Regions from separate parts of the Homo sapiens genome. Here region 1 is linked to region 2. The links are chromatin loops, found by intact Hi-C in ENCODE. Cell type or tissue: mammary epithelial cell. All regions are shown on one strand. Links, peaks and the distances in the headings refer to the core of each region. The heading gives the core; the rest is flanking DNA.

Region 1 (5,384 bases), core at 60-5,059, 46 kb before region 2:
CTCAATGTATGTTCTACTTCTGATGTTCCATGAAATCTTGACCAAAACAAAAACCCCCAGATTAGCACTGATGCAGTTCCTGAACAATTACACAGAGAGATGTAAAAGCTAGCATCACATCTATCTTCCTGATAAATGTGTGTGTGTGTGTGTGTGTGTATATATATATATATATATATATATATATATTTTTTTTTTTTTTTTTTTTTTTTTTTTTGAGATAGGGTCTCATTCTGTTACCTAGGCTAGAGTGCAGTGGCACAATCTTGGCTCACTGCAGCCTTGACGACCCCCCGGGCTCAAGTGATCCTCCCACTTCAGTCTCCTGAGTAGCTGGGACTACAGGCCCATGCTACTATGCCCCGCTAATTAAAAATATACATTTTGTAGAGACAGGTTTTCACTATGTTGCCCAGGCTGGTCTAGAATTCCTGGGCTCAAGCAATCCTCCTGCCTTGGCCTTCCAAAGTGCTGGGATCCCAGGAGTGAGCAGCCAAGCCTAGCCTTAAAAAGCACATCTCAGCACTGAGGAAATACAGTATCACGATAAGGTGAAAGGCTTCCATTAACTGTAACACCTTAGAGATATAATTCACATTCTATTTCCCTATTTAAAATACACACTTCAATGGTTTCCAGTGTGTTCAGAGCTATGCAACCATCACTTATCAATTTTAGAACATTTTCATTACCCCCAAAAGAAAGTGTACTCATTAACAGTCACTCCCCCAAACTCCCCGGCCCTAGGCTACTACTAACTAATTTGCTTTTTGTCTCTATAGATTTGCCTATTCTGGGCATTTCATAGATAAGCATTATTCAGATGTGTGGGTTTCGTTCCAGACCACCCTAATAAAACTGATCACAGATCACTGTAAAAGATATAATGAAAGAGTCTGAAAGCACGAGAATTACCAAATGTAGCAGAGAAATGAAATGAGCTGCTGGGAAAATGGTGCCAAAAGAATTGTTTCATGCAGAGCTGCCACAAACCTTCAAGTTGTGTAAACACACACACACACACAACCCTGTGAAGTGCAATAAAACAAGGTATGCCTGTGTATGGAATCATACTAATATGTGGTCTTTTGTGGCTCGACTTTCACTTAGCATGTTTTCAAAGTTCACCCATGATGCAGCATTTATCAGAATTGCATTCCTTTTTATCACTGAATAGTCCACCACCATTTTGTTTAGTCACTGATGGACATGGGTTGTTTCTACTTGTTAGCTACTGTGAATAACAGTGTTATGAAAATACATGTATAAGTTTTTGTACATGTTTTCATTTTATTGGGTATATAAACCAATGAATGGAACTCTGCAAAACCTTTTGTAGAACTGCCAAACTTTTCCAAAGCACCTGCACCATCTTACAATCCCATCGAGAGCTGTATTGGTAAGTGATGGTTGTGTAACTCTGAACACACTGGAAATCAATGAAGTGTGCATTTTAAAAAGGGAAATAGAATGTTCCAGTTTCTCTACAGCATTGCTTAAACTTAATCTTTTTATTATAACCATTCAAGTGGATAAGATGTGATATCTCATTGTGATTTTGATTTGCCCTCTCTGATAGCAAATTATCTTTTTGTTATCTCCTGGACACAAGTCCCTTAGCAGACCAATGATTTACAAGTATTTTCTTCGAGAGGCTGAGGCAGGCAGATCACCTGAGGTCAGGAGTTCAAGACCAGCCTGGCCAACATGGTCAAACCTTGTCTCTACTAAAAATACAAAAAAAAAAAAAAAAAAAAAAAAGATTAGCAGGCGGTGGTAGTGCACACCTGTAATCCCAACTACTTGGGAGGCTGACGCACAAGAACTGCTTGAACCTGGGAGGTGGCATTGCAATAAGCCAAGATTGTGCTGCTGCACTCCAGTCTAGATGACAGAGGGAGACTCTGTCTCAAACAAACAAACAAACAAAAAAAAGCCCAAATATTTTCTTGCATCCTATGGGTTATCTTTTCACTTTCTTTACGTTATTTGAAGAACAAATTTTAAATTTTAATGAAATTCAACTTTGGTTACTTTTACTTTCAGTATCCTAAGAAGTTTGTCAAACCCAAGGTCATGAGCATTTGCTCCTATATCTTCTAAGAGGTTTATAAAGTTTTAGCTCTTACATTTAGGTGTATGAACCATTCTGAGTTAATTTTTGCATATAGTAAGAAAGGGGCCCAACTTCACTTAACTATGTGGTTATATGTAGGTGTCCCAGCATCATCCGTTAAAAATTGTTTTGGGGCCAAGTGCAGTGGCTCACACCCGCAATCCCAGCCTGGGCAACATGGCGAAACCCCATCCCTACAAAAATTAGCCAGGAGTGGTGGTACATGCCTGTAGCCTCAGGCTACTAGGGAGGCCAAGGCGGGTGGATCACCTGAGACCAGGAGTTCGAGACCAGCCTGGCCAACATAGTGAAACTCCATCTCTACTAAAACAGAAAAAATTAGCTGGGGGTGGTGGTATGTGCCTGTAATCCCAGCTGCTCGGGAGTCTGAGGCAGGAGAATCGCTTGAACCGGAGAGACGGAGGTTGCAGTGAGCCGAGACTGCTGGGATTACAGGCATGAGCCATAGCAACGAGCCGTGAAATTTTTATTTAAAAATCTTATCACAGGCTGAGCGTGGTGGCAGGTGCCTGTAGTCCCAGCTACTCCGGAGGCTGAGGCAGGAGAATGGTGTGAACCCGGGAGGACGAGCTTGCAGTAAGCTGAGATCGTGCCACTGCACTCCAGCCTGGGCAACAGAGCAAGACTCCGTCTCAAGAAAAAAAAAAAAAAATCTTATCACAGACAGGGCGTGGTGGGAGGCTGAGGCAGGAGAATCACTTGAACCTGGGAGGTGGAGGTTGCAGTGAGCTGAGATCGTGCCACTGCACTCCATCCTGGGCAACAGAGCAAGACTCCATATATATTTGGGCCCATTTCATGCTGCAAATCTTAATTACGTCTGACAATTTACCTAAATATTCCAACAGCAAAATTCAACTGAATTACAATACCACATACCTATCAGAACTCTGTGACTCAGAGTTCAGAACTCTCAAAAGGCTTTGTGGTTTCTGGCAGCAATGACAGGAGCTCACTCTGGGATTGCCTCTCACGGATTCTTAACACTTTTTTTTTTTGCCATGGAAACCTTATGCAGTCCAATGAAAGCTATTTCAGATAACGTTTTTGAATAAAACACATAAGATTACTAAGGAAATCAATCACACTGAAAGCAGTTCTATCCCTGACCTTAAAGGGTCTGTGGATCTCAATTTTAGTACTCCTCAATCTAAAGATTACTTTGAGATTAAGAACTTAGATCTTACAGAGTTCATTAAAACATGTTTTAAGGGAGAAACATTTTTGAGAAACAAAATCTAGGGATGAGAAAAAAGTCCAGATAATTAAACACAGAGGAGGTGGTGAGGTATATGTGAAAAAGGAATGATAAGCTTACATCAACATTAAAGGTTCTTTCTTTCGATTCTCATGTGCATGTGAATTTCCCGCTAAAACTGACTTTATTAAGCAAATTTGTTCCAAACTTTAAAAAATTTTTAACTTAAAAAAATATAAAGTACCTATGTATCTAAACCCCAGAATAGTTTATTCACAAGTGAAAATGCAACTTAACTGCCACTGCCTCTGGGATCTCTCTATTGGGAGTTGCTAGAAAATACTGTGATGAGCTTGAGTATCTGGTTTTCCAACATGCCAAATTATTAGAAGTAGGAAGAGGTAGTTTAAGGGCAGACACACTAACAGCAGATGAAGAACTGACAATGAGGAAAAAAAAATCAATAAAAAGTAGGTGCAAGAATCCAAAAGCCTAACAGCTTTCACCCACTAACACAATTGTCCTACATAATTAAAGACTCTGGATGCACTATTCTGTTACCTCCAGGGTATAATAACGTATCTAATAATAATTTTGAATCAGTAAGATAAAATGACAATGTGCTCAGAAGTCATTTCAGTGATTTCTGGGGAAGGGAGTGAAGTTGAAAAGGGAGAAGGTGTGAAAGTTTGAAAGAGGGCCAGGTTGAGAATCAGTCTGAGAATGAAAACACCCAAAACTGAATATTAACGCTTTACAAAAACACACCCTAAAAAATTTTAATTAAAGAGAGACAAACAGACATGAGCCTATTTAGAAAATCCCAAGGACTCTAACCAAAACCTCCTAAAATGAATTCAGCAAGGTTGCAGGTTAAAAGAACACACATAAATTAATTGTATTTGTAAATACCAGCAATGAACTGGAAGCCAAAATAAAAAGTTTGAACACCATTTACGATACCAAAAAACTGAAATGTTTAAAGGTATAAATTTATCTTGTGCAGGATCCGTATGTTAAAAACTAATTCACAAAAAAATTAACAGATCAACAATGGGCCTCAGCCAATTAACTAAACTTACAAACTCCTAATTCATAGGACCTAACACCACCTTGCAAACAGGGGTACATCATAAAAATCTAAACAATCCACAAAGTAATATCATTTCTGCTTTTAGGGGCTTTTAAGACTACAACTATTGATGGCCTTGAATTGCTACATAAAATTAAAAGCACAAAGAGAATGCGATAAGTTTAGTGTTTCTGAAATCTTTCTAACGTCTTCTCCTACATACGCTATTTGATCATGAACTTATTAACTCTTTGACAACAGAAAATATTCAATTACTGATTGACTTAAACTTTGACCTACACTCCTCACCAATCTTTAATTCACTGAAGTGCTTTAGAAAAGAACAGGAAAAGGTTTCTGTTACTTAAAAAGATTTGTTCCAGTGGTGGTATAATCATTGCTTTCATGACCAAAAATCAAAACATATTTAAGAGGTAGTCTAGGAAATTTTAGAAGCTTAAATACAGGAATTTCTATAACATGTAAGAGATTTACAGTGATAATGGATCAAAACATTTAACATGAGAATTTTTGCAGGAAAATCAGGATGGATGAGAAGCTGCATTATACAACATTTTTTAAAAACCCTAATTTATTCTTTCAGCAGAGTGCCACTGTGTGTCAGATACTGTGCTAAATATTTCCACGCCTTAAATTCATTTATCTTTGCAACCATTTGAAAAAGTTGCAATAACCTCCACTTTTCAGTTGAAGAAACAAACTTAATTAAGGACCTAACTGAGGTTAGAGAGGAAAAGGGGCTTGCTTAGTGAAGGGCTTCTCAACCTGGGCAATACTGACATTTTAGTAAGACAATTCTTTGTTGTAGGGGCTGTCCTGTACATCACAGGGTGTTTGGCAGTTCTCTCCATCCACTAGATGCCAGTGGCACCCTCTTCCCTGCCACATTGTGACAACCAAAAAATGTCTCTAGACTTTGCTAAACGTTTCCTGGAGAGCAAATTCATCCTGGTTGA
Region 2 (5,384 bases), core at 104-5,103:
CTTAGAAGGCTAAGGTGGGAGGATTGCTTGAGACTGGGAGGCAGAGGTTGCAGTGAGCCGAGATCAAGCCACTGCACTCCAGCCTGAGCAAAAGAATGAGACCCTGTTTAAAAAAAAAAAGAAAAAAAAGCAATAAATATTTTATTTTATTTATTTAATATAAATAAATATTATAATAATATAAATAAATATAAATAAATGGTGAAATCCCATCTCTACTAAAAAAATTCAAAAAAATTAGCCGGGCATAGTGGCGGGCGCCTGTAGTCCCAGCTACTCAGGAGGCTGAGGCAGGAGAATGGCGTGAACCTGGGAGGTGGAGTTTGCAGTGAGCCAAGATCGCACCACTGCACTCCAGCCTGGGTGACAGAGCGAGACTCCGTCTCAAAAAAAAAAAAAAAAAAAAAAAAAACTTGGCCAGAGGCCGGGCTCACCCTGTATCCCAGCACTTTGGGAGGCCAAGGTGGGTGGATCACTTGAGGTCAAGAGTTTGTGACCAGCCTGGCCAACATGGTGAAACCCTGTCTCTACTAACAATACAAAAATTAGCCAGGCATGGTGGCAGGTGCCTGTAATCCCAGCTACTCAGGAGGCTAAGGCAGAAGGATCGCTTCGACCTGGGAGTCAGAGGTTGCAGTGAGCTGAGATTGTGCCTCTGCACTCCAGCCTGGGGGATGACAGAGCGAGACTCCCTCTCAAAAAAAAAAAAAAAAACTTGGCCAGGCATGGTGGCTCATGCTTATAATTTCAACACTTTGGGAGGCCAAGATGGGAGGATCACTTGGGGCCCGAAGATTGAGACCAGCCTGGTCAACATAGTGAGACTCTGTCTCTAGAAAAAAAAAAAAAAAATCCAGTGTGGTGCATACACCTGCCTAGCAGCTCGGGAGGCTAGGGTAGGAGGATTGCTGGAGCCTAGGAGCTTGAGGCTACTGTGAGCTATGATCATGTCACTGCATTCCAGCCTGGCTGACACAGTGAGACCTTATCTCTAAAGAAAGAAAAAAAAAAACAACCTTGAATAGTAAATATGACCTCATTTTAAACAAATAATTTTTTTAACACATTCTATCTTCCAGAAATTGTATGAAGAGATGTGAAAATAAATGTTATAAGCAGTATAAACTGTGAATGTATTGTGATAGAAATGATTATATTTCTTTGGATAAATAAGAAAATCTTCTCAGGAAATAGGACATTTATGTATTATTTCTTTATTCATTATTAATTTATCATTATTTTAAATCAGAGCTAACATTCATTGAGCTCTAATCAGATGCCCGGCATTGTTCTAAATGTTTTACATGTATTATTTGGTTTATGACCTACAACTCTAAGAAGTAGTTACTATTATTTCCCACATTATATAAATGAGGAAGCTAAAGGAAAGAGAGTTTAGGTAACTTGCTCAAGGTCACCCATTAAGTAATCCTGGATTGGACCCAGGTGGAACAGACATCATGATTTTAACCATTAGGAGCAACATTTAAACTGGATCTTTTTCTTTTTCTTTTTTCTCACTCTGAAACTGCAGTAAAATAAACCGAGTCTTTTTTTTTTTTTTTTTGAGACAGGTCTCACTCTGTCGCCCAGACTGAAGTGCAGTGGTGCGATCTCCGCTCACTGCAACCTCCACCTCCCAGGTTCAAGCTATCCCCCCGCCTCAATCTCCGGAGTAGCTGGGACTGCAGGCGCGGGCCACCACGCCTGGCTAATTTTTATATTAGTGCCCAGCCTAAACTGGGTCTTAAAAAGAGAAGACTTGGGCCAGGCGCAGTGGCTCACGCCTGTAATCCCAGCACTTTGAGAGGCTGAGGCTGGCGGATCACTTGAGGGCAAGAGTTCAACACCAGACTGGCCAACATGGCGAAACCCTGACTCTGCTAAAAAAAAATACAAAAATTAGCCAGGCATGGTGGTGTGTACCTGTACTCTCAGCTACTTGGGAGGCTGAGGTGGGAGAATTGCTTGAATCTGGGAGGCGGAGGTTCCAGGGAGCCGAGATGGCACCACTGCACTCCATCCTGGGTGACAGAGTGAGACCTGTCTCAAAAAAAAAAAAAAAAAAGAGAAAGAGAAGACTGGTAGGCCAAAGGGCATTTTAGAGAGAAAAACACATACAAATATTTGATGAAATGAAAGTTCACTGTGTTCTAAGAATAACATTCAGGGAAGCTGAAATTTAGAGAAAGAACGTGTGTGTGTGTGTGTGTGTGTATGTGTGTGTGTGTTGGGAGGTAGTTTGGGGCCAGTTAATGGAGGACCTTGAATACTAGACAAAGGAGTTTGTACTTGATCCAGTAGGCTGTGAGAGCCACTGAAGTTGTTTTTCTGTTTTTCTTAATCAAGAGAGTCATATGATTAGCTCTGTGTTTTAGAAACAGCAATCTGGTGGCAAGGGGAAATGGACTAATGGAAGAGACTGGAGGCAGAGAAAAGGTAGTTAGGACTCAGTTGCAATGGTCTAATATTGGGGCCTGAACTAGGATGGTGGCCGTGGGAACCAAGGAATGCATGGCCTAGTGCTTATTTTTATAGCGAATGTATATTTTCTATAGGACATTCTATTTTGAAAGATTATTCAATGATGGCTGTTTTTTCTGCTTGGAGAGGCTTGGATTAAAAAGCTCGTTTTTGTAATTTGGAGGGTCAGGAACTCTGCCTACAACTCAGTGGTCCTTCTCACAGAGTAAATCAGATACACTGAGGCTTTACGGGTCAAGGGAAACCTCCCCTCTGCCCTCCAAAGGTTCACTGAAGAATCAGCTCACAAAAGGTAGATTAATTGGAGAAAAGGCATACACATTTATTTAATGTGCATACATGGGGAGAATCATGGGGTGATTGCCCATCCTACAGTGTGATTCAGAAGCTTGTAAGCTATTCTGGCAAAACAGGTTGTGAGAGGGGGAAGAGGAATTCTGTTGAGGGCATTACTAGGGAGAATAAATGAATCAGGGAACAGAGATTAACTTGTACATTATCTTGTGAAGGGGTTGCTTCAGGTGTGGTTACAGTCTTGGTCTTATAGGGAAGGGAAGAAAAAATAATTGTTCCTTTTGGAGAGTCTGGATGTTAGGCAGATAGGGACTTTGGGTGAGACAGTATATGTGCATGTTGGGGGAAGGTCAGAAAGACCTTGAGGCTTCTTCAGTTCAGCATGTCAAAACGCCATATTTTGTGGTATTGGTTTCCTGGCCCCAACATTACCCTGTCAGAAACTTCCCTAGAAGTTTCACACACTAAAAGCTGCCCATATCAGAAGATGGCATCGCAGATGGGCTTTCAAACAGAAGAAAAACAAAGGTTAATGTTTGGTACAATCTATAAACCGGCTTCCTTAGAGTCTGGAGGGCAGTTGGGTGAGTTGTCTGGATGTAAGACTTGAAGCATCTTCAGTTAACGTGGAAGTAGATGCTGGCAATCTGACAGGTTTTTCTTGCCTGCAGTTTGTATGTCACAACATATGAGCTTCAGCCTGGAGGGCCTCAGGAAAAAGACGGTAGCAATTGTATTGCGTCCAAGTCAGAAAAGTGGAAGACAAATTTGGAAACGTTAGTATAGGGACTTGTAACCAGGAAAGAATTTATGATTTCATCCTTACTGTAGGCAAATAACAAAAACTCACAAACAATGAACAGGGCTAGAATCAAATAGTGGGTGGACTATAGATTTCTTCTAAAACATAATTTTTCTTCTAAAACATAATTCTTCTCTCTCTAGTTTCCCATTTTCAGCAAGGATAAATCATAGCAGGACCAATTAATTTGCAAAATAAGTTTTAGTCACAATATACTTGGCCTGATTATTTGCATAAAGTGCAGCAAGAATAGTGATTGGCCATATAGGTTCGTTTAAATTGGCTTTGCTAGAACTTTTTTTTTTGTGAAAGTCTTGCCTGTCACCAGGCTGGAGTGCAGTGGAATGATCTTGGCTCACTGCAACCTCTGCCTACTGGGTTCAAGCGATTCTCCTGCCTCAGCCTCCCAAGTAGCTGGGATTACAGGCATGCACAACCACGCTCCTAAGTTCTGTATTTTTAGTGACAGGGTTTCACCATGTTGGCCAGGCTGATCTCAAACTCCTGGGCTCACCCACCCTGGCCTCCCAAAGTGCTGGGATTACAGGCGCTAGCCACTGTGCTTAGCCAGAAAGTGACATTCTTTTCTTGCTGCGAGAACAGAAAACTTGTAAAGGAGCTGCACAGACAAGGTACCATGTCAGTCTTTCCAGACGTTTTATTAGCTCTATAAAGTCAACTTCTATTCCTTTAAAATATTTTAAAAATTATTTAAAAAGTTATTTGTCTTTTCTTTTCTTTCCTTTTCTTTTCTTTTTGAGATGCAGTCTTGCTCTGTAGCCCAGGCTGGAGTGCAGTGGTGCGATTTCGGCTTGCTGCAGCCTCTACCTCCAGGGTTTAAGCGATTCTCCTGCCTCAGCCTCTGAGTAGCTGGGATTACAGGCACCTGCTACCACACCTGGCTAATTTTTGTACTTTTAATAGAGACAAGGTTTCACCATGTTGCCCATACTGGTCTCGCACTGCTGACCTCACGTGATCTGCCTGCCTTGGCCTCCCAAACTGCTGGGATTACAGGTGTGAGCCACTGCGCCCAGACTTATTTTTCTTTTTGAGACAGGGTCTCACTCTGTCACCCAGGCTGGAGTGCAGTAGCATGATCTTGGTTCACTGCAGCCTCAAACTCCCAGGCTCAAGCGATCCTCCCACCTCCACCTCCTGAGTAGCTGGGACCATAGGCATGCACCACCGTGCTTGGCTATTTTTTACATTTTTTTGTAGAGATGAGATCTCACTTTGTTGCCCAGGCTGGTCTCAAACTCCTGGACTCCCGTGGTAATCCTGCTTGGCCTCCCAAAGTGCTGGGATTACAAGTATGAGCCACCATGCCCATCCTAAATTATTTTTTGAGTAGACATGGGGTCTCACTATGTTGCTAGGCTGGTCTTGAACTCCTGATTTCAAGTGATTGTCCTGCCTCAGGCTCCCAAGGGGATTACAGGCATGGGCCCATGCCTGGCCTTAACTTCTATTCCTTAAAGCAGCCTGGGCATATCTAAAAATATGATATTCCTGTCAAAGCCTTGGTAAATCCAGTGTCTCCAATTGTGTCCTATTCCAAAATAAAACAGATTCTATTGAGTTTATGCAAATAGCTATATTGCAATAAATTAAGAATAATCACGGCCAGGTGTGGTGGCTCACGCCTATTATCCCAGTACTTTGGGAGGCCGAGGCAGGCAGATCACCTGAGGTTAGGAGTTCGAGACCAGCCTGGCCAACATGGCAAAACCCCGTCTCTACTAAAAATACAAAAATTAGCCAGGCGTGCTGGTGCGTGCCTGTAATCCCAGCTACTCAGGAG

Evidence for each region. Peaks named below come from ENCODE experiments on the same cell type or tissue, not always from the same donor. Only the 100,000 strongest peaks of a DNase experiment are listed, where the experiment ranks them.
Region 1: it touches region 2 in a loop (7-fold over the local background); 1 of 110 quality-filtered maps calls a loop at or near these places.

Annotation. Positions count from the first base shown.
Region 1 is chr1:51,259,093-51,264,476 of GRCh38, reverse strand. The region is part of intron 1 of RNF11 (ring finger protein 11); the gene reads right to left. Among named protein-coding and RNA genes, the nearest start is that of RNF11, 26 kb to the right of the region's middle. RefSeq lists a silencer at 2,966-3,260. In mammary epithelial cell, for the core only: no CTCF peak of the experiment used is centred there; a DNase peak (open chromatin) is centred at 3,066; H3K27ac peaks cover 830 bases.
Region 2 is chr1:51,212,865-51,218,248 of GRCh38, reverse strand. The region is part of intron 1 of LINC01562 (long intergenic non-protein coding RNA 1562); the gene reads left to right. Among named protein-coding and RNA genes, the nearest start is that of LINC01562, 20 kb to the left of the region's middle. In mammary epithelial cell, for the core only: no CTCF peak of the experiment used is centred there; a DNase peak (open chromatin) is centred at 2,898.